2 separate regions of the Homo sapiens genome follow, and region 2 is linked to region 1. Evidence: read pairs that join two places in POLR2A ChIA-PET (ENCODE). Cell type or tissue: Panc1. All regions are shown on one strand. Each heading gives the region's core, and the rest is flanking DNA. Links, peaks and the distances in the headings are about the cores only.

The links. ChIA-PET counts read pairs that join two places held together with the same protein. Peaks named below come from ENCODE experiments on the same cell type or tissue, not always from the same donor. Only the 100,000 strongest peaks of a DNase experiment are listed, where the experiment ranks them.
Region 2: POLR2A ChIA-PET joins it to region 1 with 10 read pairs; 3 of 35 experiments call an interaction of 5 or more read pairs at or near these places.

Annotation. Positions count from the first base shown.
Region 1 is chr17:8,201,935-8,214,071 of GRCh38, reverse strand. AURKB (aurora kinase B) reads left to right here and starts at 3,497. Exons shown (of 9, transcript NM_004217.4): 1 at 3,497-3,542; 2 at 3,823-3,895; 3 at 6,232-6,334; 4 at 6,447-6,501; 5 at 6,705-6,896; 6 at 7,184-7,322; 7 at 7,433-7,581; 8 at 8,682-8,856; 9 at 9,028-9,338. The coding sequence starts at 3,848. The coding sequence ends at 9,201. RefSeq lists enhancers at 3,995-4,044, 3,606-4,265, 9,873-10,373. In Panc1, for the core only: no CTCF peak of the experiment used is centred there; no DNase peak of the experiment used is centred there; H3K4me3 peaks cover 694 bases; H3K27ac peaks cover 427 bases.
Region 2 is chr17:8,335,735-8,347,871 of GRCh38, reverse strand. ODF4 (outer dense fiber of sperm tails 4) reads right to left here and starts at 8,032. Exons shown (of 3, transcript NM_153007.5): 1 at 7,367-8,032; 2 at 2,395-2,529; 3 at 1,826-2,204. The coding sequence starts at 7,820. The coding sequence ends at 2,020. LOC124903916 (a long non-coding RNA gene) reads right to left here and starts at 9,815. Exons shown (of 2, transcript XR_007065607.1): 1 at 9,581-9,815; 2 at 9,114-9,449. In Panc1, for the core only: no CTCF peak of the experiment used is centred there; no DNase peak of the experiment used is centred there.

The DNA.
Region 1 (12,137 bases), core at 4,502-9,501:
CCAACGTAATGAAACCCCGTCTCTACTAAAAATACAAAAATCAGCTGGGCGTGGTGGCGAGTTCTCCTGCTGAGGCAGGAGAATCACTTGAATCCGGGAGGCAGAGGTTGCAGTGAGCCGAGATTGCACCATTGCACTCCAGCCTGGGTGGCAGAGAGACTCCATCTCAAAAAAAAAAAAAATCCTTTATAATAAACCAGTAAACATTTTTTCCTGAGTTCTGTCAGCCACTCTAGCAAATTCATTGAACATAAAGAGGGAATCGTAGGAACCCTAGCTTACACCCAGTTAGTCATGAGTACAGGTAAAAACAACCTGAGGCTTGCAGTTGGCATCCAAAGTGAGGGGCAGTCTTGTGGGACTGAGCCCTCAACCTATGGGATCTGATGCTCTCTCTGGGTAGATAGTGTCAGAATCTAATCGGAAGACACCCAGCTGATGTCTGCTGCAGAACAGATTGCTTGATTGCAGAACTGATTGCTTGGTGGTGCAGTAAAATCTCCACACATGTGGTCGCAGAAGTCTCCTGTGTTGATTGCTGTGGTGTGAGGGCAGAGGAAAAATTGGGTCTTTTTTTGTTTTTGTTTTTTTTAGACAGACTCTTGCTGTGTTGCTCAGGCTGGAGTGCAGTGGCGTGATCTCGGCTCACTGCAACACTCCCAGGTTCAAGCAATTCTTGTGCCTCACTCAGCCTCCTGAGTAGCTGGGACTATAGGCACCCGCCACCGCAACTGGCTAATTTTTTTTTTTTTTTCGAGACGGAGTCTAGCTCTGTCACCCAGGCTAGAGTGCAGTGATGCGATCTCAGCTCCCTGCAACCTCCGCCTCCCAGGTTCAAGCGATTCTCTTTCCTCAGCCTCCCAAGTAGTTGGGATTACAGGCGCCTGCCACCACATCCAGCTAATTTTTGTATTTTTAGTAGAGACGGGTTTCACTGTGTTGGCCAGGCTGGTCTCGAACTCCTGACCTCGTGATCCACCCACTTCAGCCTGCCAAAGTGCTGGGATTACAAGCATGAGCCACCGCGCCTGGCCAGAACTGGCTAATTTTTTGTATTTTAGTAGTAACGGGGTTTCACCATGTTGCCCAGGGTGGTCTTGAACTCCTGAGCTCAGGCAATCCACCCTCCTTGGGCTCCTGAAGTGCTAGGATTACAGACATGAGCCACTGCGCCCTGCCCATTTTTTGTTTTTATTGAGACAGGGTGTCACTCTAATGTCGGGGCTGGAGTGCAGTGGTGCAATCATGGCTCACCACAGCCTTGACCTCCGGCCTCTGCTGATCCTCCTGCCTCAGCCTATCAAGTAGCTTGGACTAGAGGCACACACTACCATACTGGCTAATTTTTTTTTTTTTTATTTGTAGAGACGGGGTTTCACAGGTTGCCCAGGCTGATCTTAAACTCCTGGGCTCAAGTGATACAGCCGCCTTAGCCTCCCAAAGTGCTGGGATTACAGGCGTGAGCCGCCAAGCCTAGCCATGGTTTGTTTTTTCTACACAATATGCTTAAACAGCAAATAGCATTTAGAATGCATTCAGAAAGGATATTAGCTGAATAATAATCTTCTCTATTGTTCATGTAAGAAAAGTGCTAACGTAGGCATGTAGAGGCTCAACAATGTCATCAAGTCCTGAAGTTCTTTCCAGGCCTCTCTTCTGCCTTCTGCAATGTTAGGCTTCAATGTCAAGCTGCTTCCTTCAGTAGCACTAGAAGCAGCAATGAGGGCTGCATGCTTCCCTGCTCACTTCCAGAAATCTCTTCCTCCATACCTTGCCCTATACATCTTTTCATCTATATCATTTGTAATACACTTTATGATAAACCAGTAAACGTTAAGTGTTTCCTTGAGCTGCCCAGCATTCTGAGCAAGAAACTGATTCCCACTAGCTGGCCCACTTAAATCACAGGCTTATGCCTGATCCAATAACCATAATCTGGAATAAAAGGTATTGATTAGTATAAGTTAATTGGGGCTCATTTCTGGACCTGCAATGAAGTCAGTTTCCTTCTCAAATCCTCAAAACTCTAAGTGCTTTCAGAAGTGGGAATAAAGCTGGGCGCAGTGGCTCACGCCTGTAATCCAAGCACTTTGGGAGACCAAGGCGGGCGGATCACCTGAGGCCAGCCTGAGCAATGTGATGAAACCCCGTCTCTACTAAAAATACAAAAATTAGCCGGGCGTGGTCACATGCACCTATAATCCTAGGTACTCGGGAGGCTGAGACAGGAGAATCAGTTGCACCCTGGAGGAGGAGGTTGTGGTGAGCTGAGATTGTGCCATTGCACTCCAGCCTGGGCAACACAGCGAATCTTCATCTCAAAAAAAAAAAAAAAAGTGAGATTTAAATAGGTCTTCATCAACCTAGGGATTTGGGGTTGTCAGCAACAGAAACTACTACAGAAACCGACTGCATAGACTGGAGAGACAGGTGGTCCCCTAAAGGAAAAATAGAGTGTTAGAAGAAAGGAGAAGAGTGCTGGACAGTACATACTTAATAAATATCCACTGGTTATTTCATAGAAGGCCCAAAAATGTATTTATTTAACCCAGTAATGAAATCTGAGGGTTAGGAAGAGCAGAAAAGAAGGAAGTGTGGCAGGAAGGAGGAAAAATGAAAGTGGGCCCAAACAACACGGCAGCTAACAGAGATCTTGCAACGAAAGGTCTATTGGTGGAAAAACTCCTCCCAGGAATGTCAGAACTTTTAAGAACGACATAGTAATGACACAAGAATAAACACACAGGCAAATGAGCAAACAACGGAATACAAAGTCTAGAAATAGACACAAGTAAATATGCTAACATTATATATCAAGGGCAGCATTTAAATTCTGTTGGGGCAGTTTGTTTAACAAATGGTGTTGACATAACTGGCGCTCCATCGGGCAGAGAAGTTAGACCCCAGCTCATACATGCATAAGGATAAACTCCAGTTACATTAAAGATTTAATTTTTTTTATAAAAAGAAGAAGGCCGGGCACGGTGGCTCACGCCTGTAATCCCAGCATTTTGGGAAGCCGAGGCGGGTGGATCACCTGAGGACAGGAGTTCGAGACCAGATTGGCCAACACAGCGAAAACCCGTCTCTAATAAAAATACAAAAATTAGCCAGGCGTGGTGGCGGGCGCTTGTAATCCCAGCTACTCGGGTGGCTGAGGCACGAGAATCGCTTGAACCCGGGAGGCAGAGGTTGCAGCAAGCCCAGATAGCACCATTATACTCCAGCCTGAGCGACAGAGAGAGACCTGTCTCAAAAAAGGAAAAAAAAAAAGAAAAGAAAAAGCAAGATAATTCACTGGGGGAATTTGGGGAAACTTTCCTAAACTGGAAGCCAAGCGTGAGCCCTTCTCATTCCGCCTCTTCCATTGGGTTCCCATGACTTACGTCACAGGACATCGAGCCAATGGGAACTAGGCATGGGCGACGAGCTTGCCCAATGGGGCCGGGGCGGGAGATTTGAAAAGTCCTTGGCCAGGGCGCGGCGTGGCAGATTCAGTTGTTTGCGGGCGGCCGGGAGAGTAGCAGTGCCTTGGACCCCAGGTGAGCTGGCCTCCTGTCGCAGGCCTTGCGCCGGGAGTGGGCAGATGATCAGGTAGATCAGAGGGTCCGTTGGGCTGGCCTGCGCGCACGCCGCAGGGCTGGAAGGAGGTAGGGACGATAGCAGGGCGGGGGCGGTGAGACCAGCGCCCAGATTGGGGCTAGTGTGCTGACCTGCTCCCTTTTACCAGCTCGGGCTAGCGCTTCCGGCTCGATCGGTCCAACCCCTCCCTCTCTCTCTCTTTTTCTCTGCTTCTCACGGCTGTTTCCCTTCTCCGCCCAGCTCTCCTCCCCCTTTCTCTCTAAGGATGGCCCAGAAGGAGAACTCCTACCCCTGGCCCTACGGCCGACAGACGGTAAGGCCCTTCCCTCCGTCCCTGCGCCCCCATGACCCCGCATGGCGAGTTCCTGCTGGGAAACTTGAGATCCTGCAATGAGCAATCCTTTAAGCACTTTCTTCCCCGTTATGCTCCAAAGTACGGGTCCCAAGTTTGACGACAGAACCCGCTCTGGTCATTTGTAGCCACATCCTGTCAGGTGCTGCCAACGTGAATCTGACCAGCCAGTGACTCCCAGCTGGTGAGGACCTCTGCAGGGCTCGTCACATACAAATGATATCTGGGACTGAGCAGGCAGGGCCTGGCCTTCAGGCCATGATTCCCAATCCATATCCTGAAAAAAAAAAAACTAGACAGCAAATAGAAATAGACTCTAAAAGGATATAAAGTTACAGTTTAAAAGGCCCAGGGCAAGTCTAAATTACAATTTGGAATTAATGACTAAATTGAGGTAAGAATCTAAATGGATCTAAATTGACTTATTTCCCAATGGTCCAGACAGATTTCATTGAAGGGCCTCCTCTCTGATTTGAAATGCCACCTTTATTATATATATAAATTCCCACATATATGTGGGTCTATTTCTGGACTGTATTTTATTCAACTTGCTTATTTGTAGATTGGTACCAATATCACTATTTGGGGCCTAGGGGCTTTCTTCTCTTGGCTGCAGAAGAAGGAAGGGGCCCTGCACAGGCTTTGCTCCCTGTTTTTGGAGCTCTTGCTTCCTGGAGAGTCTGTCTGTTCCCTTGTACATCAGCTCCCTCCCTCATGGAGCACTGAGTGAGGCTGTCAGGAATGGAGTCTGAATGAGAAACCATTGTCACTTTTACCTTAGTCACTCCTAAAAGAAAATGTACCTATTATTTTGAGAGTTGAAAGTGAGGCCAGGTAGGTGGCTCACGCCTGTAATCCCAGCACTGGGAGGCTGAGGCAGGTGGATCACCTGAGGTCAGGAGTTCGAGACCAGCCTGGCCAACATGGTAAAACCCCGTCTCTACTAAAAATACAAAAATTAGCCAGGCATGTGCCTGTAATCCCACCTACTCAGGAGGCCGAGGCAGGAGAATTGCCTGAACCTGGGAGGTGGAGGTTGCAGTGAGCCGAGATGGCACCATTGCACTCCAGCCTGGGTAATAGAGCGAGACTCCATCTCAAAAAAAAAAAAAAATGAAGAAGTTGAAAGTGAGAAGTGGTCCAGGGCCATCAGGGTAGCTCTTAGTGTCCTTAAAGCCTGTTCTTGCAAAAGTGTAAATCCTGGTTATTGCTATAACATTCAAGGCCTCAAGCATCTTATCTAAGCCTTAATAAACTAAGCTTTTTAGGAGACTTTGAGAATACCTCTGTGCTAAACCCCTTGAATTGTGGGTGTTCATTGACGCAGCTCTCTACTGTGGTGTAAGTGAGGGGCTGGATGAATGACTGTGTTGTTATGGACAGGACTTATACAGGTTGAACAGCTTCATGCCTGAAAAGTGTGGGCCAGGGCCAAAGAAGTGAAATGTTAGGTGTTGGTGTGAGTCCTTTGCCCCTTATCTTAGGCCTACTTAGGTTATTTATTTTTTATTTATTTATTTATTTATTTATTTATTTATTTATTTTTTGAGACGGAGCCTCACTGTGTTGCCCAGGCTGGAGTGCAATGGTGCGATCTCAGCTCACTGCAACCTCTGCCGCCCAGGTTCAAGCGATTCTCCTGCCTCAGCCTCCCGAGTAGCTGGGATTACAGGCGCCTGCCACCACACCTGGCTAATTTTTTTTTTTTTTTTTGAGATGGAGTCTAGCTCTGTTGCCCAGGCTGGAGTGCAATGGTACGATCTCGGCTCACTGCAACCTGTGCCTCCCAGGTTCAAGCGATTCTCCTGCCTCAGCCTCCTGAGTAGCTGGGATTACAGGAGCGTGCCACCACGGCCAGCTAATTTTTGTATTTTTAGTAGAGATGGGGTTTCACTGTGTTGGCCAGGCTGGTCTCAAACTCCTGACCTTGTGATCCGCCTGCCTCGGCCTTCCAAAGTGCTGGGATTACAAGCATGAGCCACCACGCCCAGCCGCACCCAGCTAATTTTTTATATTTTTAGTAGAGATGGCGTTTCACCATGTTGGCCAGGCTGGTCTTGAACTCCTGACTGCGGGAGCCACTGCGCCCAGCCCTAGGTTGTTTATTAATAACCCATTTTAATATGGGACTATGAGCAGAGGCTGGGAAGCAAAACTGTCACATCAGTGTTTCTCTTTGAATTGGGGGTAGGTGGGTGGGTGGCTCTTTAGCAAGGGGCTGAAATACTGCTTGCAGCACATTCCACCCCGGTCATCAGACAAAGGCACCCTCAGAGCTACCCCCTGCTCCTTCTCAGGCTCCATCTGGCCTGAGCACCCTGCCCCAGCGAGTCCTCCGGAAAGAGCCTGTCACCCCATCTGCACTTGTCCTCATGAGCCGCTCCAATGTCCAGCCCACAGGTAACTGGCGCAAGGGGGAGAGGACTGAGCTGGGGAGATGACCGTCTGTGGGAGGGTTTAGGGATGAGAAGGTCATCCCTGTTCGCATTCAACCTACCTGTTCTCTCCTTAGCTGCCCCTGGCCAGAAGGTGATGGAGAATAGCAGTGGGACACCCGACATCTTAACGTAAGTGCCCCAAGCCTGGGGGTGGACGGGGGTGAGGGGACAATGAACAGGCAGGAAGTCGGGGAGATAAAACCTAAGCACGGGAGGAGTAGGGATGAAGACAAGTGGGGCGGAGGACAGGATGGGATGAGGAAGCAGAGAGAAAGCAAACCTCTTAATAACCAAAACCGGTTCTGAGTTGCCTTCCTCCACTTTCTAAGCAGGCGGCACTTCACAATTGATGACTTTGAGATTGGGCGTCCTCTGGGCAAAGGCAAGTTTGGAAACGTGTACTTGGCTCGGGAGAAGAAAAGCCATTTCATCGTGGCGCTCAAGGTCCTCTTCAAGTCCCAGATAGAGAAGGAGGGCGTGGAGCATCAGCTGCGCAGAGAGATCGAAATCCAGGCCCACCTGCAGTATGGGTTGATGCCCCCTGAGCCGAAGCCCCTCTGCTCCCTCACCCCCAGCTCCTCATTCAGCCCCACTTCATCCAGATTGCTTTCTCTGTAGCTATGGCTAGTGAGCCCCATTTAGCTCTTAGTCCTGGCAAGCCTTGAATCCAGAAATCTGCCTCCAGTTTCCCCTTACCACTCCCAGCCCTGGTGTCCCCGGCCTGGGCCACGTCTGACCCCAGTTTGCTCCTATCATCTTTTCCAGCTCTTTTATGCCTTTGGCCTGAGGCCTCCTCTGTCTCTTCCCCCAGCCATCCCAACATCCTGCGTCTCTACAACTATTTTTATGACCGGAGGAGGATCTACTTGATTCTAGAGTATGCCCCCCGCGGGGAGCTCTACAAGGAGCTGCAGAAGAGCTGCACATTTGACGAGCAGCGAACAGCCACGGTCCGGGCGGGTGGGCACCTGGGGCGCCAGTAGGGGGCTCGAGGCTGAGGGTGTGCTGCTTGTAGCTGGAGGTCCATCCTTGTCTGATTGCCTGTCGTTGCCCCTCCCAGATCATGGAGGAGTTGGCAGATGCTCTAATGTACTGCCATGGGAAGAAGGTGATTCACAGAGACATAAAGCCAGAAAATCTGCTCTTAGGGCTCAAGGGAGAGCTGAAGATTGCTGACTTCGGCTGGTCTGTGCATGCGCCCTCCCTGAGGTATGGTGGCCTGGGAGGCCAGACCTGGGTGTGAGGCTGGGCCATTAAAACCTCTCCAGGGGCCGTGCACCGTGGCTCACACCTGTAATCCCAGCACTTTGGGAGGCCGAGGAGGGCGGATCACCTGAGGTCAGGAGTTCGAGACTAGATTTGCCAACATGATGAAACCTTGTCTCTACTAAATATACAAAAATTAGCCGGCCATGGTGGCGGACGCCAGTAATCCCAGCTACTGGGGAGGCTGAGGCAGGAGAATTGTTTGAACCTGGGAGGCGGAGGTTGCAGTGAGCCGAGATTACGCCATTGCACTCCAGCCTGTGTGACAGATCGAGACTCTGTCTCAAAAAAAAAAAAAAAAAATGGTTAGAGTGTGGTGCTAATAACCCCAAGGTCGCAGGTTTGATCCCTGTAGGGGCCAATGGTAAAACTTTGGCCAGGCGCGGTGGCTCACGCCTACCAGTCCCAGCACTTTGGGAGGCCAAGGCGGGTGGATCACTTGAGGCCAGGAGTTCAAGACCAGCGGACCAGCCTGGCCAACATGATGAAACCCCATCTTTACTAAAAACACAAAATTTATTAAGCAGACATGGTGGTGCACACTTGTAATCCCAGCTGTTCGGGAGGCTGAGACATGAGAATCACTTGAACCCGGGAGGCAGAGGTTGCAGTGAGCCAAGATCGCCCCACTGCACTCCAGCCTGGACTCTCTCAAAAAAAGCCCGGAGCAGTGGCCTTTTTTCCTCCCACATCACTTTTTAATGGTTTCATAGTATCACATAGTAGCTGATTTATTTAACCAGAACATGCCTGATGGGCATTAGAGATGTCCCCAGTGAACTCCAAATGAACACTGCCCTCATATCAGGGTATCTTATTAAGATATATCCTTCAGTGTGGAGTTGCTGGGCTGTGTGCAGGCTCACCTCTGGGGCTTTGGGATATATCATCACCCCAACCCCACCCCCACTCCAGTGGCCTTGCCTGGCTGGACCTCTCCCCTGGTACATCCCGTGGTCTTTTGGCTCCCAGCCGTCAGGCAGCAGGGAAAGGAGAGTTCCTATGTCACTAGGACCCCTGCCCACGCCCCTTATCCCTCCCAGGAGGAAGACAATGTGTGGCACCCTGGACTACCTGCCCCCAGAGATGATTGAGGGGCGCATGCACAATGAGAAGGTGGATCTGTGGTGCATTGGAGTGCTTTGCTATGAGCTGCTGGTGGGGAACCCACCCTTTGAGAGTGCATCACACAACGAGACCTATCGCCGCATCGTCAAGGTGGGAGGGCGGCCTGGGCTTCGTGCCAGCTGCTGAAGCCAGGAGCTGGGGGGCTGGGGGTGGGCAGAGTGTATTTGCATGGCCCTAAGTAACTCCAAACAGAATGGGTAGTCAAGGAAGATGTAGCCAGGGTGAAACTAATGCAGCCCTTCCATCTCTTCACACCTGCAGGTGGACCTAAAGTTCCCCGCTTCCGTGCCCATGGGAGCCCAGGACCTCATCTCCAAACTGCTCAGGCATAACCCCTCGGAACGGCTGCCCCTGGCCCAGGTCTCAGCCCACCCTTGGGTCCGGGCCAACTCTCGGAGGGTGCTGCCTCCCTCTGCCCTTCAATCTGTCGCCTGATGGTCCCTGTCATTCACTCGGGTGCGTGTGTTTGTATGTCTGTGTATGTATAGGGGAAAGAAGGGATCCCTAACTGTTCCCTTATCTGTTTTCTACCTCCTCCTTTGTTTAATAAAGGCTGAAGCTTTTTGTACTCATGAGTGTAGATGTTTCTAGGTGGAGGCTTTGCTGTGGAGGAAGCTGTTCCCTAGAAGGAGAGCTGGCTCACCCTGAGGAGCCGGGATGAGCATTACTTTGCTATCCCTGGTAACACCCTACCCTCTCAGCTCTGACACCCACCTGGTCAGCTCCCAGCCACCCCAACCCCTACCCCCACTTCCACCTCTACCCTCACTGTCTATTCTTTCCGTTGCTCAGACTCCCACAGCCCAGGGGCACTGGGGGCCCTGGCTCCCCATTGCTACATTGGAACACCAGCCATCTCTGGCCACCTTCTTTCACCTCTCTCTTGGTTGTCCAACTTCTAGTTTTTCCTTTTCTGTTTCATTCTCTGCCCCTTTGCCAACGTAGGAGCAACTAAACAGTTCTGTACCCTAGAAGCTGTCTTTGATTATTTCACTGCTCTGGTCAGGATCTAGTACAGGAGCCAATAGAAGCAGCAGTGATTCTGTCTTGTTCCTGACATGAGGTTACACTGTTATGCATGATGCTTGCTGTAGGTTTTTGATAGATACCCTTTATCAGGTTAAACAGGGCCTATTCTACTCATAGTTTACTCAGAGTCTTTAAAAAAAAAAACAAAAACAAAAAAACAGTTAAGTCTGGGCGCAGTGACTCATGCCTGTAATCCCTGCACTTTCAGAGGCCGAGGCAGGCAGATCACAAAGTCAGGAGATCGAGACCATCCTGGCCAACATGGTGAAATCCCATCTCTACTAAAAATACAAAAATTAGCTGAGCGTGGTGGTGCACACCTGTAGTCCCAGCTACTCAGGAAGCTGAGGCAGGAGAATCGGTTGAACCCGGGAGGTGGAGGCTGCAGCAAGACCAGATCGCACCAATGCACTCCAGCCTGGCTACACAGCAGGACGGAGTCTCACCCTGTCATGCAGGCTGGAGTGCAGTGGCCCGATCTTGGCTCACCGCAACCTCCAACCTCCTTTCAGGTTCAAGCTATTCTCCTGCCTCAGCCAGCCAAGTAGCTGGGATTACAGGCGCACGCCACCAAGCCTGGCTAATTTTTTTGTAGTTTTAGTAGAGATGGGGTTTCACCATGTTGGCCAGGCTGCTCTCGGACTCCTCACCTCAGGTGATCCACCCTCCTCGGCCTCCCAAAGTGCTGGGATTACAGGCGTACCACGCCTGGACAAGTTTTTTTTTTTTTTTTTGAAACAGAGTCTTGCTCTGTCGCCCAGGCCAGAGTGCAGTGGTGTGATCTCAGCTCACTGCAGCCTCCGCCTCCCGGGCTCAAGTGATTCTCCTGCTTCAGCCTCCCGTGTAGTTGGTATTACAGACATGTGCCACCACTCCTGGCTAATTTTTGTATTTTTAGTGGAGACCGGGTCGGGGTTTCACTGTGTTGGCCAGGCTGGTCTTGAACTCCCGACCTCAAGCAATCTGCCCACCTCGGCCTCCCAAAGTGCTGGGATTACAGGCGTGAGCCACTGCGCCTGGCAGGATTGATTGATTTTTTTTTTTTTTTCTTAATTCATTGCTTTACACCAAGCCTCTAGAACAGTACCCGGAATGTAGAGGACACTCAGTAACTACTGTCAAATGAATAAATCTAACCAAAATTATGGTGGCAGTGGGGTGGAAGAGTGAATTCCTTGAATTTTATAGCAGGAAAAAAACAGGTCATGCCTAAAACTGAAAACTTAAGAAGCAGCAACGGAAGCATGTGATTTAAAAACGTATGGTAGGGGCTGGGCGTGGTGGCTCAGGCCTGTAATCCCAACACTTTGGGAAGCCAAGGCAGGTGGATCACCTGAGGTCAGGAGTTCGAGACCAGCCTGACCAACATGGTGAAACTCTGTCTCTACTAAAAAAATACAAAATTAGCCGGGTGTGGTGGTGCACGCCTGTAATCGCAGCTACTTGGGAGTCTGAGGCAGGAGAATTGCTTAAATCCGGAAGGCAGAGGTTGCAATGAGCTGAGATCACGCCATTGCACTCCAGCCTGGGCAACAAGAGCAAGACTCCTTTTGAAAAAAAAAAAAAGAAATCTGTACTTGTACACCCTGAGAACGTAAAAATTAAAAAAATAAAAATAAAATATACGTGACTGTTGTTTAACAACTTAAAAAAAATGTATGGTAGGCCAGGCTCAGTAGGCCATGCCTGTAATCCCAGCACTTTAGGAGGCCAAGGCGGGCGGATCACGAGGTCAAGAGATCAAGACCATCCTGGCCAACATGGTCAAACCCTGCTTCTACTAAAAATACAAAAATTAGCTGGGCATGGTGGTGTGTGCCTGTAGTCCCAGCTACTAGGGAGGCTGAGGCAGGAGAATCTCTTGAACCCGGGAGACAGAGGTTGCAGTGAGCCGAGGTCAAGCCACTGCACTCCAGCCTGGCGACAAAGTGATACTCCGCCTCAAGAAAAAAAAAAGTATGGTAAATACCCAAAGCAAATCAAAATAAAACAGTGAAAAGACTTGGAACTGGCTATCTCTAGGGAGAAAGAAATGGGCGGGGTGCTTATTTATTTTTTATTTTTTGAGACGGAGTTTTGCTTTGTCACTCATGCTGGAGTGCAGTGGCACAATCTCAGCTCACTGCAACCTCCACCTCCCAGGATCAAGCGATTCTCCTGCCTCAGCCTCCCGAGTAGCTGGGATTACAGGCATGTGCCACCACGCCCAGATAATTTTTGTATTTTTAGTAGAGATGGGTTTCACCATGTTGGCCAGGCTGGTCTCAAACTCCTGACCTCCAGTGATCCACCCGTCTGGGTCTCCCAAAGTGCTGGGATTACAGGCATGAGCCACTTCACCC
Region 2 (12,137 bases), core at 3,963-8,962, 130 kb before region 1:
GCTAATTTTTGTATCTTTAGTAGAGACGGAGTTTCACCATGTTGGCCAGGCTGGTCTCGAACTCCTGACCTCAAGTGATCCGCCCACCTAGTTTTCCCAAAGTGCTGGGATTACAGGCATGAGCCACCTCACGCGGCCCAACCTAATACATATATTTTTAACATACCTGATCCACTCACAATTTGTCCCTGTGAGAGGTGACAGCGTGCTGGCAGTCCTCACAGCCCTTGCTCTCGGCGCCTCCTCTGCCTGGGCTCCCACTTTGGCGGCACTTGAGGAGCCCTTCAGCCCACCGCTGCACTGTGGGAGCCCCTTTCCGGGCTGGCCAAGGCCGGAGTCGGCTCCCTCAGCTTGCAGGGAGGTGTGGAGGGAGAGGCGCGAGCGGGAACCCGGGCTGCGCGCGGCGCTTGCGGGCCAGCTGGAGTTCCGGGTGGGCGTGGGCTTGGCGGGCCCTGCACTCGGAGCAGCCGGCCGACCCTGCAGGCCCCGGGCAATGAGGGGCTTAGCACCCGGACCAGCGGCTGCGGAGGGTGTACTGAGTCCCCCAGCAGTGCCAGCCCACCGGCGCTGAGCTCCATTTCTCGCCGGGGCTTAGCTGCCTTCCCGCGGGGCAGTGCTCGGGACCTGCAGCCCGCCATGCCTGAGCCTCCCACCCCCTCCGTGGGCTCCTGTGCGACCCAAGCCTCCCTGACGAGCGCCAACCCCCTGCTCCACAGCGCCCAGTCCCATCGACCACCCAAGGGCTGAGGAGTGCGGGCGCACGGCGCGGGACTGGCAGGCAGCTCCACTTGCAGCCCCGGTGTGGGATCCACTGGGTGAAGCCAGCTGGGCTCCTGAGTCTGGTGGGGACTTGGAGAACCTTTATGTCTAGCTAAGGGATTGTAAATGCACCAATTGGCACTCTGTATCTAGCTCAAGGTTTGTAAACACACCGATCAGCACCCTGTGTCTAGCTCAGGGTTTGTGAATGCACCAATCAACACTCTGTATCTAGCTGCTCTGGTGGGGACGTGGAGAACCTTTGTGTCTAGCTCAGGGATTGTAAACGCACCAATCAGCGCCCTATCAAAACAGACCACTGGGCTCTACCAATCAGCAGGATGTATTGTGGTTTCATCTGGAGGGATAGACATGACCAAGATCAGCTATGGATGCTCTCCTAGGAGGCTGGCCTCTCTGGGCAACATGTCCAAAGCCTGATGGGCATTGCCAGCATTCCCCAAGCTAACTTTAAAACCCAAATATGCAACTTACCTTTTGGTCTTAGGACCTAACCCTAATGCTTTCCTTTGTTGCCATGTTTTATTCCTGCTGTTACATGGTGGAGGGTGTGGGAGGCTTGGGTGGAAAGCTATAGCAGCCTGGGGGGATGGTGGTAGTGGTGGTTTCCAGGGCACAGGCTCTATGCGCTCTGTCATCGGAGCTGGACACAGAGGGTGGGACTGCTGCCCAGGACACACACCTGGGCTGACCACTTGTGCTGTGGTGCTCCTTGTTTAACCTGCCTCTTATCTTTGAGCCATTTGGCTTTTGAATCCTTCACTATGCTTAAGCCAACAAGTTGGCAAGTGATATCTGTCTCCTAATCAGCTCTACCTCCTCCACCCACTAACTAGCAAATGTTGGGTCAGGGGTAACAAAGTAAAAAGAGGTTTAGCTCTCCAGAGGCGTTTGCCCATGTACAAGTATGTTCTGGTAGAGGTTGGGCAGGTTTAGGCACTAACGGGTGCCAAAAGGCTCCTGGGCAGGAAGAACTGGAAAACAAACTTGTTCTTTCTCCCTTCCTCTCCCTCCTCCTCTAGCTTGCCTCAACAACAGCCAGATATGAGAAAGAAGAGACGGACAATTTATTCCACATCACTCAAGCTCAATCAAGGCAGGGAGAAAGCAGAGGAGTGCAAAATCCTCCCTTTCTCATTCCTTGCAATGATGAGGACCAACCTATTCAAGGGCTGGGGGAGGATGAGGAGATGGGGTCAGATGAATGGACAGAACTTGGTGCCAGGAGTTCAGAAAAGATTACACATGTGTATCCTTCTGCTCAGGATCCAGGACTCCCTCCTGGGTGATGGGGGTGTCTGTGATCGTCTGTGCCCTTGGAGATTCTTCTACTGAGCCGAAACTGCTGCTGCAGGACACGGCACCACTGGGGTGGCTCAGAATCAGACTCCAGAAACTTTTATGGTTGAAGTAGCAAAGGATCGCTGGGAAAGGACAGGGACAGGGGAGAGGAAAGTTGTGACTGGGAGGTTAAGTGACAAGTAGGGTGAGACCAAAGGGAAGATAAGACCCTAAAAATCTAGCCCTGGGGATTGCCAGCCTCTTCCCTCCACACTTTCCCTGCCCTACCCTACCCATGTCGCTTCCTTCCCCCAGGGCCCTCTGGCCACTCACCGCAGGTGAAGTATAGGATAAGCACCAGCCAACCAATGAAATAGCTCCAGCCTATGGGGATGGATACATTCCTTTCCAACTCGAAGATCCAGATGTTAATGGGGAATAGCATGAGGGTGGAGAAGATGAAGGTGACTAGGAGACAGGAGGCAGAGGGTCTCATTGTCATACAAGAGTCCCACAGGAGGTTCTTCCTCATCTGCTAGGCTACAGCCACAAACCACATCACCACACACAGAGTGACTGGCCCTGAGGTTCCAGGAGTCAACCCCTGCATTTCTACCTCTCCTGTGACCAAGAAATGATGTAACTCGATTCTCGGTTCTGTTCTCCCACCACCCACAAAACCCTCATACCACCCCCAAAGAAGAGGGAGAAGTGCCCAGGAAGATGGGGGTTAGGAAAACAAAGGACCTTTCCAGAGCTAGGAGGCACCTTCACAGAAGCTCAAGATGGTCCCGAAGCCCACAAAGGGCAATTTTTGAACAGCGGGCAGGTAGGGCAGGTGCAACCAGATGGTGAGGACGAGGCCCAGCCCCAGGGTCAGGTTGAAGCTTAACTTAGCCACCTTAAACATGGGCTGATTGTCCACAGCTTAAAACTGCCTGGGGAAAATGACAAACAAACAAGATCAACTAAGGATTTACAAAAGATGAAACATAATCAAATGAGCAAATACAAGAAAATGTACCGCCAGGCGCGGTGACTCACGCCTGTAATCCTAGCACGTTGGGAGGCCGAGGCAGGTGGATCACAAGGTCAGGAGTTCAAGACCAGCCTGGCCAACATAGCGAAACCCCGTCTCTACTAAAAATACAAAAATTAGCTGGGCATGGTGGTGCATGCCTGTAGTCTCAGCTACTCCGGAGGCTGAGGCAGGAGAATCGCTTGAACCTGGGAAGCGGAGGTTGTGGTGAGCCACTGCACTCCAGCCTGGGCAACAGAGCGAGACGCCGCCTGCAAAAAACAAAAAACAAAAAAGACAGAAAGAAAATGTACAGACCCATTAATAATCAGAGAAATGCACATTTGAAATAAAAATGAAATATTGCTTTCACTTCTTAAACAATCCGAGATCCTTGATATGGATATTGTTTGATAACCTCAACCACATGCAAATGAATACCTCAACAGAAAAAATGTACAGAGGACTTAAACTGCAATTCTCCAAAGAAGGAGTACAAATGTCTGATAAACATATAAAGCTCAACACAAAGAATTGCTAATTAAATGTGATTTGTGAAAAACCATCGAGGCTGAGCATGGTGGCTCGCACCTGTAATCCCACCACTTTGGGAAGCTGAGGTGGGAGGATCTCTTGAGCCTGAGGGTTTGAGAGCAGCCTGGACAACATAGGGAGGCCCTGTCTCTTTAAAAATATACAATTGGTGTCGGGTGCAGTGGCTCACCCCTGTAATCCTAGCACTTTGGGAGGCCGAGGTGGGCAGGTCACTTGAGATCAGGAGTTCGAGACCAGCCTGGGCAACATGGTGAAACCCCATCGCTACTAAAAATATAAAAATTAGCTGGGCATGGTGGCATGCGCCTGTAATCCCAGCTGCTGGGAAGCTGAGACAAGAGAATCGCTTGATCCCAGGAAGCTGAGGTTGCAGTCTATATATATATAGACACACACACACACACACACACACACACACACACTTGGCTGGGTGCGGTGGCTCACACCTGTAATCCCAGCACTTTGGGAGGCCGAGGTGGGCAGATCACGAGGTCAGGAGATCGAGACCATCCTGACCAACATGGTGAAACCCCATCTCTACATACATATATATAAACTGTCAAATTAGCAAAGATCAAAATAAGATTGATAACACCTAGTATAGGAGAGTATGTAGAGAAAAGAGGTCCTCTCATACGCTCCTGGTGGGCAGCATTTGTGGTGAATGATCTGGTACAAAAGATCCAGAAAATCTACATTCTTTGACCCTACAATGCTTCTTCTTGGAATTTATGTTAAGGAATAATCAGAGATCTGCAGCAAAATCTCAGTACAGGAATCTTCTTTGCAGAGATATTAATATGTCGGCTGGGTGTGCTGGCTCACGCCTATAATCCCAGTACTTTGAGAGGCTGAGGTGGGCGGATCACTTGAGGTCAGGAGTTTGAAACCAGCCTGGCCAACATGGTAAAAACCCCGTCTCTACTAAAAATACAAAAATTAGCCAGGTGTAGTGGCACCTGTCTGTAGTCTCAGCTACTGGGGAAACTGAGGTGGAAGGATCACTTGAGCCCAGGAAGCAGGGGTTGCACTGAGCCGAGATCATGCCACTGCACACCAACCTGGGCAACAGAGCAAGACTCCATCTCAAAAAAAAAAAAAAATGTCCAATAAGCTCCTTGATTTAGAAGAGATTTGTAAAATAAATTATACTATCCCCATACATTGTGTTATTGTGTGTTCATTTAAAATGGTGATAGGTGATAGACTGGGCACAATGGCTCACACCGGTAATCCCAACACTTTGGGAGGTGGAGGCAGGAGAATCACTTGAGCCCAGGAGTTGGAGACCAGCCTGGGCAACAGAGGGAGACCCTGGTCTCTACAAATTAAAAAAAAAAAAGTAGCCAGGCATGGTGGCATCTGTGGTGCCAGCTACTTGGGAGCTTCAAGGTGGGAGGATCACTTGGGCCCAGCAGTTTGAGGCTGCAGTGCAATAAACTACAATCACACCACTGCAGTCCATCCTGGGTGACGGAGTGAGACACTGTCTCAAAATAAAAATAAAAATAGATGCTTGTCTCTGAATAGAGTGTCTCTGGAAAGAAACAGGAGAAACTAGGGAGGGAGACTGGATACTAAGAGATAACAGACTCACTTCAGTATACAATCTTTTGTATTCTTTGAATTTTCACTGTTTATACACACCTAATCCTAATTAAATAAATTTTAAAAATCAGTGATGTTTGGCCGGATGCGGTGGCTCACGCCTGTAATCCGTGAGCCGAGGCACTTTGGGAGGCCGAGGCAGGCGGATCATCTGAGGTCAGGAGTTCAAAACCAGCCTGGCCAACATGGTGAAACTCCGTCTCTACTAAAAATACAAAAATTAGCTGGGCATGGTGGTGGGCGCCTGTAATCCCATCTACTTGGGAGGCTGAGGCAGGATAATCGCTTGAAACCGGGAGGCAGAGGTTGCAGTGACCTGAGACCGCAACTGCATTCCAGCCTGGGCAACAAAGCAAGACTCTGTCTCAAATAAATAAATAAATAAAAATAAAAAGCCTGGCTGTCTTTGAGTAACTCCGTAGAGCAAGGCGCCTATGTGAGTTTTAGAGCCAGGCACACCTGAGTTGCAATTCCAACCCTGCCATTATTAGGTTGATCCATGTGAAATTCTCCTTTTGTAGGTGAAAAGCAGTCAAATATTAGCATGTCATTTGGTTCAATCTAAATAGCTTTATGACCCTGAGCAAGGTACTTAATCTCTCTGAGTCCCAATTTTCTCATCTCTAAAATAGGGATAATTATCCCTATCCCTTAGGATTGACTAAGGACTAAATTGAACAAATGGAGTAAGTGTACAATAAAGGATAGCTTTTGTTTCCCCAAATTTATTATAATAAGGACATAATATTTTCATAATGCTTTCATAATTCATTATATGAATATTTTCATATTCATATGATAAGGACATAATACTTTCAGAAAATAATAGCTGTGTGATTTTTTTCATGCTAAGGAGAGTGAAAAAATGGAAATAAGGGTCAAAAGCTCTGGTTTTCCCCAGGAGCAGGGAAAGAACTCCAAATTCCTGAGGGGTGAGGGAACAGCATAACCAGAGACTAACAACAATAAGAACCAGGTGTGGTGGCCACGGCCTGTAGTCTGAGCTTCTCCGGAAGTTAAAGCAGGAGGATCCCTTGAGCCTGGAAGTTCGAGGCTGCAGTGAGCTATGATTGCACCACTGTACTCCAGCCTGGGTGACAGAGTGAGACCTTGTCTCTAAAAAAATCAGCGAAACAAACAGAAAAAAACAAGGATGAGGAATGAAGCAGCTGCAAGAATTCAGGGAAAGAAGGAACACAGAAGCCAGATGTGGAAAAAGGAAAATGATCCAGAAAAGCAAGGCCTGAGGCAGAAGGAAAGGAGAATGTGTGGGATCAGGGCCTGAGAGGGGACATTGCAAGGAGTCCTCTCAAAGCTCTGGGTACACAAGACTAAGGAAACCCCCATCTCACTGGGGCTCTTGTCCCTGGTAAATTAGGCGATTAATGAATGATTCTCTTGTGCTGAGTCCATGCCCCTCGTAACTTTTTTTTTTTTTTGAGACAGAGTTTTACTCTTGTTGCCCAGGCTGGAGTGCAATGGTGCGGTCTCGGCTCACCGCAACCTCCACCTCCCGGGTTCAAGCAATTCTCCTGCCTCAGTCTCCAGAGTAGCTGGGATTACGGGCATGTGCCACCACGCCTGGCTAATTTTTTGTATTTTTAGTAGAGACGGGGTTTCACTATGTTAGCCAGGATGGTCTCGATCTCCCAACCTTAGGTGATCTGCCTGCTTTGGCCTCCCAAAGTGCTGGGATTACAGGTGTGAGACGCAGTGCCCAGCCTGATTTTTTTTTTTTTTTTTTTGAGACAGGAGTCTCACTAAATTGCCCAGGCTGGACTCAAATTCTTGGGCCCAAGCAATCCTCCCACCTCAGCCTCCTGGATAGCTGAGACTACAGGTGTGCAGCACCATGCCCAACTCTCTCACAGCATTCTTAGAAGCACAGATTTGGCTCTGGGTTTTATCAAAAGCAGTGACATTTTCCATTGCACCAATCAAATCTATTTAGCCAGGCTACAGGATGAGAAACGATCATCGGAGGTCTCAGTGCCAGTGGAACCATCTTGCAGGCCAAAAAGTAAAGATGACCAGAAAGAGGGAACAAGAATACATCCAGGGTGCAGATACAGAGGCCAAGACAGGCTGGCGGCCTGGGCTGGGATGGGGGGTGGAGGGGCTCACCTTTCCCATTCTCTAAGTCAGAACAGCTCCTGGATTTGTAAAAGTGCAGGAGCCCCATGGACATAACGTGGGCTGATGTGTGGATTCTGTTGCTGACATCCACGGGCCAGCGCTGGTAGAAGAGGCTCCTAGAGAGGTCCAGCCATTTCTTGGAGAAGGCCACGACCAATAGTAGGATAAAGGCAACCAGGCTGAGCTCAGAGGCCAACACCTGGGCCATCCAGCGGAAGCTGTGTGTGATTCTCCATTGAAAGGGCAGCGGAGAGTTCTGGCGCTGGCCCAAGGACCTGTTACTACTGAGGGAGAGGGTGGAGGACAGCAGTCTCCCATCTTGTCCCAGCTCACCTGTGCCCCATCCTGCCTCCCCACTCTTCCTTTCCTTTCCAGGTCTCTGATGTTGGTCTCTTTCTCCTTCTGACCTGGGGAACTCATTCCCAGAGTACTCTGCATCCATCTTGAGCACCACTTCACCCTCTGTCTCCCCTTTCCCTCACCAGACTCAATTGTCTCTTCTCATCTTTTGGATATTTTCATCAGCTGCCACCATGCAGCCTGAGGTCTGAGAAAGAATGAGGAAGTCTAATAACAGACCTCGATCAAATAAGAGACTCTTGATCCAAGAGAAGGCCCCAACCCATTCAGCAGGCCAGGTCCCCTAACTGCCACGGAATTTTCCTGGGGCACAGTGAGATGGGGGAGGGAAGCCAAGTCTTCAGCAATTTTTTTTTTTTTTTTTTTTTTTTTTAGAGAGAGAGACAGGGTCTCCCTCTATTGCCCAGGCTGGGATGCAGTGGCACAACCTTGGCTCACTGCAACCTTGAACTCCTGGGTTCAAGTGATCCTCCCACCTCAGCCTCCTGAGTAGCTGGGATTACAGGATTGTGCCAGCATGCCTGGCTAATTTTTCAATTGTTTGTAGAGATGGGGTCTTGATATGTTACCCAGCCTGGTCTCAAACTCCTGGCCTCTGCCAGGCACGGTGGCTCACGCCTGTAATCACTGCACTTTGGGAGGCCGAGGTGGGTGGATCACCTGAGGTCGGGAGTTCGAGACCATCTTGACCAACATGGAGAAACCCCATCTCTACTAAAAATACAAAATTAGCTGGGCGTGGTAGCACATGCCTGTAGTCCCAGCTACTCAGGAGGCTGAGGCAGGAGAATTGCTTGAACCTGGGAGGCGGAGGTTGCGGTGAGCCGAGATCGCACCATTGCACTCCAGCCTGGGCAACAAGAGTGAAACTCAGCCTCAAAAAAAAAAAAAAAAAACTCCTGGCCTCATGAGATCCTCCCCACTTGGCCTCCCAAAGCACTGGGATTACAGGTGTGAGCCACCTTGCCTGGCCTGTGGCTCCAGCTCTAACTCTTTCCGGAAATCCTGTTTCTCAGGCCACAGCTCAGAACTGTGGATCTGACACCTCCCTCCAGCTTCTGCCTCCCTTTACATATGAGCAATGGTATGTGAGAGGCCCTCCTGTGGTCTGCATATGGTTAATTTGTCTTCACCAAACCTCATGCTGAAATTTGCTCCCCAGTGTGGTGGTGATGGGAGGTGAGAGGGCCTAGTGGGTGGTGTTTGGGTCATGGGGGCAGATGCCTTGTGATTGGATTAACGCCTTCCCTGAGACCTCACTCCATTAGCTCCCCGCAATAGCTGGTTGTTAAAAAGAACCTGGCGCTGTTACCAAGCAAAAGTGCTCGCTGCCAGATGTGCATAGAAGCCAATACTCCAATACTAGGGCACTAGGTTTTGAGAAAAGGAAAGCTTTATTGTGAGCTGACCCACGAGGATACGGGAATCCAGCTCAAATCTGTCTCTCTTTGCTGGTCTTAAGGCAGTACTTTTATTAGAAAAGGTTTAGGGGGAGGATTCTGGGATTAGCGGGTGATTGGTGGAAAGAAAGGAGAAGTCTAGAAAGTCCTTAATCATGTCTGGTTATCTCCAAGGTTCTTCGTGGGTTGCATGTGCAAATTTGGTGGCGTTAGTATGAAACAGCAGGTGGAAATTCAGGCTGTGACATCAGCAAGCTCGTTCTGTGCGGATTGCTGTCAGCCATACGGGTTCCCACTGATTTCAGCCAGTCCTGTTATAAGCAAAGGGATTTTTCAGCATTTCAGCAAGCTGTTTCTTAGCTGCCATCCTGTAAACTCGAAAATGTCTGTTAATCACTGGTTTATTTAACTGTTTGGGGCACAGTTTCAGCTCCTCCCTTACCTTGTGATCTCTGCACAAGCCAGCTCCCCCTTGCCTCCACCATAAGTGAAAGCAGCCTGACGTCCTCAACAGATGCCCAATCTTGAGCTTTCTGGCCATCAGAATTGTGAGCCAAATAGCCCTTTTTTCTTTATAAATTATTCACCCTCAGGTATTCTGTTATAGCAACACAAAATGGACTAGGACAGTCCCCTTTTCTCTTCCTAGTTCCTCTGCCCTAACCCCAACCCCAAATGCTCACTGATGGAGCAGGGGGAGGGAGCAGGAGCTTATCCCCAGGAAAAGATCCTCCCTCCATTGTTCTTTGGACATGTCTTGCAAAGATGTCATCGAGCTTCCCATTGCTTTCCCCAACCCTTCACCTCCCTCCCAGCTCTACTCACTGCTAGTCAATCACCACCAGTTCCTTCCCTCTTCTTTTGACTTTTCTTTTTCCTTTCTTTTTTTTCTCAGCACCAGAAAGAGGAGGATGTAGGATGAGAATGGGTCCTAGAGGTGTCATGCCTTCTGAGATTGTTATAATTTTATTTATTTATGTATTTATTTATTGAGACAGTCTTCCTTCATCACTCAGGCCAGAAGGAGTCTCTGTCTAAAAAAAAAGAACATAGGCTTTGGGGTCCAACAGGCAAAGGTATGAAAAATGGGTCTTCCCCGCCTTTTTTTTTTTTTTTTTTTGAGATGGGATTTCACTCTTGTTGCCCAGGCTAGAGTGCAATGGCGCCATCTTGGTCAGCTAACTGCAACTTCCGCCTCCTGGGTTCAAGCAATTCTCCTGCCTCAGCCTCCCAAGTAGCTGGGATTACAGGAATGAGCCACCACGCCCAGCTAATGTTTTGTATTTTGTAGAGACAGGATTTCACCATGTCAGTCAGGCCGGTCTCAAACTCCTGACCTCAGGTGATCCACCTGTCTCAGCCTCCCAAAGTCTTGGGATTACAGGTGTGTGCCACCACATGCAGCCGGGTCTTCCTCTTAATAGCCCTGTGAACCTGGATGTCATATAGCTTCCTTATGCCTCAGTTTACTCATCTGTAACACAGGAACAATATTTTTCTCATAGACTTGGTAAGAGTGCTGAATGAGATAATGATCAAAAAGCACTCACTAGTTCATAGTAAATTCCCAGCAACTGGTAATTATGTTGTTAAATTATCATTTTAATTGTTTTTACAGTCTTTCACTAGCAAACAGGGAAAGAGCAAAAATGCAGAAGATAATTCCTGGCAAGCATCCTTGCCAGTCAGTGGCATCTGCAAATCATGGAACAGATTAACTCTCCAAATTAACTCTCCTTGTAAGCAAAAGGAGAGTGAACTATGAATCCTGATGTCACCTGTGCAGTGGGACCTCAGGAATGGTTGAAAGTTGAAATTCAAAGCCTGTGAGGGCGCTTCTTCTGGCTGTGGTCTCTGCCCCTCCCTGGGCGTCTTCCTCTGTCTCTGCAGACCAGCCTCTTCCTCTGCTCTGGTCCACATGGTGGGAAACATGGCCCTCACACTCCAAGCTGTGTATCAGACCCCTCCAGCTGCTGGAGGGGAGACCTCTCAGTCCCAAGTCCAAGCATTCTCTGGCCCTGCCAGGGACGAGTGTCATCCTTAGAACAAGCAGCTACAGTTGGGGCACTGGGTCAGAAGACAGAATCTTTTTTTTTTTTTTTTTTGAGACAGGGTCTCACTCTGTCGTCCAGGCTGGAGTGCAGTGGTGCAAGCTCCGCCTCCCGGGTTCATGCCATTCTCCTGCCTCAGCCTCCCGAGTAGCTGGGACTACAGGTGCCCACCACCACGCCTGGCTAATTTTTTGTATTTTTAGTAGAGATGGGGTTTCACCGTGTTAGCTAGGATGGTCTCGATCTCCTGACCTCGTGATCTGCCCGCCTCGGCCTCCCAAAGTGCTGGGATTACAGGCATGAGCCACCACACCCAGCCAGAAGACAGAATCTTGAAGATGGGAGAAGGAGGGGAGAACACTGGGAGAGGGGGTGGTGGGCCTGCTGGGAATGTCATTTACACAGAGCCAGTGTCGTCAGGATTGGGCTTCCTCCCTCGAATCCTCTTTAGTTTTTAAGTTTTTCCTGGAGTTTCTTTTTTTTTTTTTTTTTTTTTGAGACGGAGTCTCACTCTGTCCCCCAGGCTGGAGTGCAGTGGTGTGATCTCAGCTCACTGCAACCTGTGCCCCCACCGGTTCAAGCAATTGTCCTGCCTCAGCCTCCCAAGTAGCTGGGATTACAGGTGCCCGCCACCACGCCCAGCTAATTTTTTGTATTTTTAGTAGAGACGGGCTTTCACCACGTTGGCCAGGTGGGTCTCAAACTCCTGACCTCGTGATTCACCCGCCTCGGCCTCCCAAAGTGCTGGGATTACAGGCATCAGCCACTGCACCCAGCTTTTTCCTGGAGTTTCTAAGGGTTTTTAATAATAAGCATTTCTCACAGCAACACACAACACAGAAGAATCTTGGAAATAGAATGTTTCCTGAAAAATGTAACCCCCAGAAGACTACACAGTACATATGATGCCATTTTTATAGAGCCTATAACCAAGCTCAACAACCAATG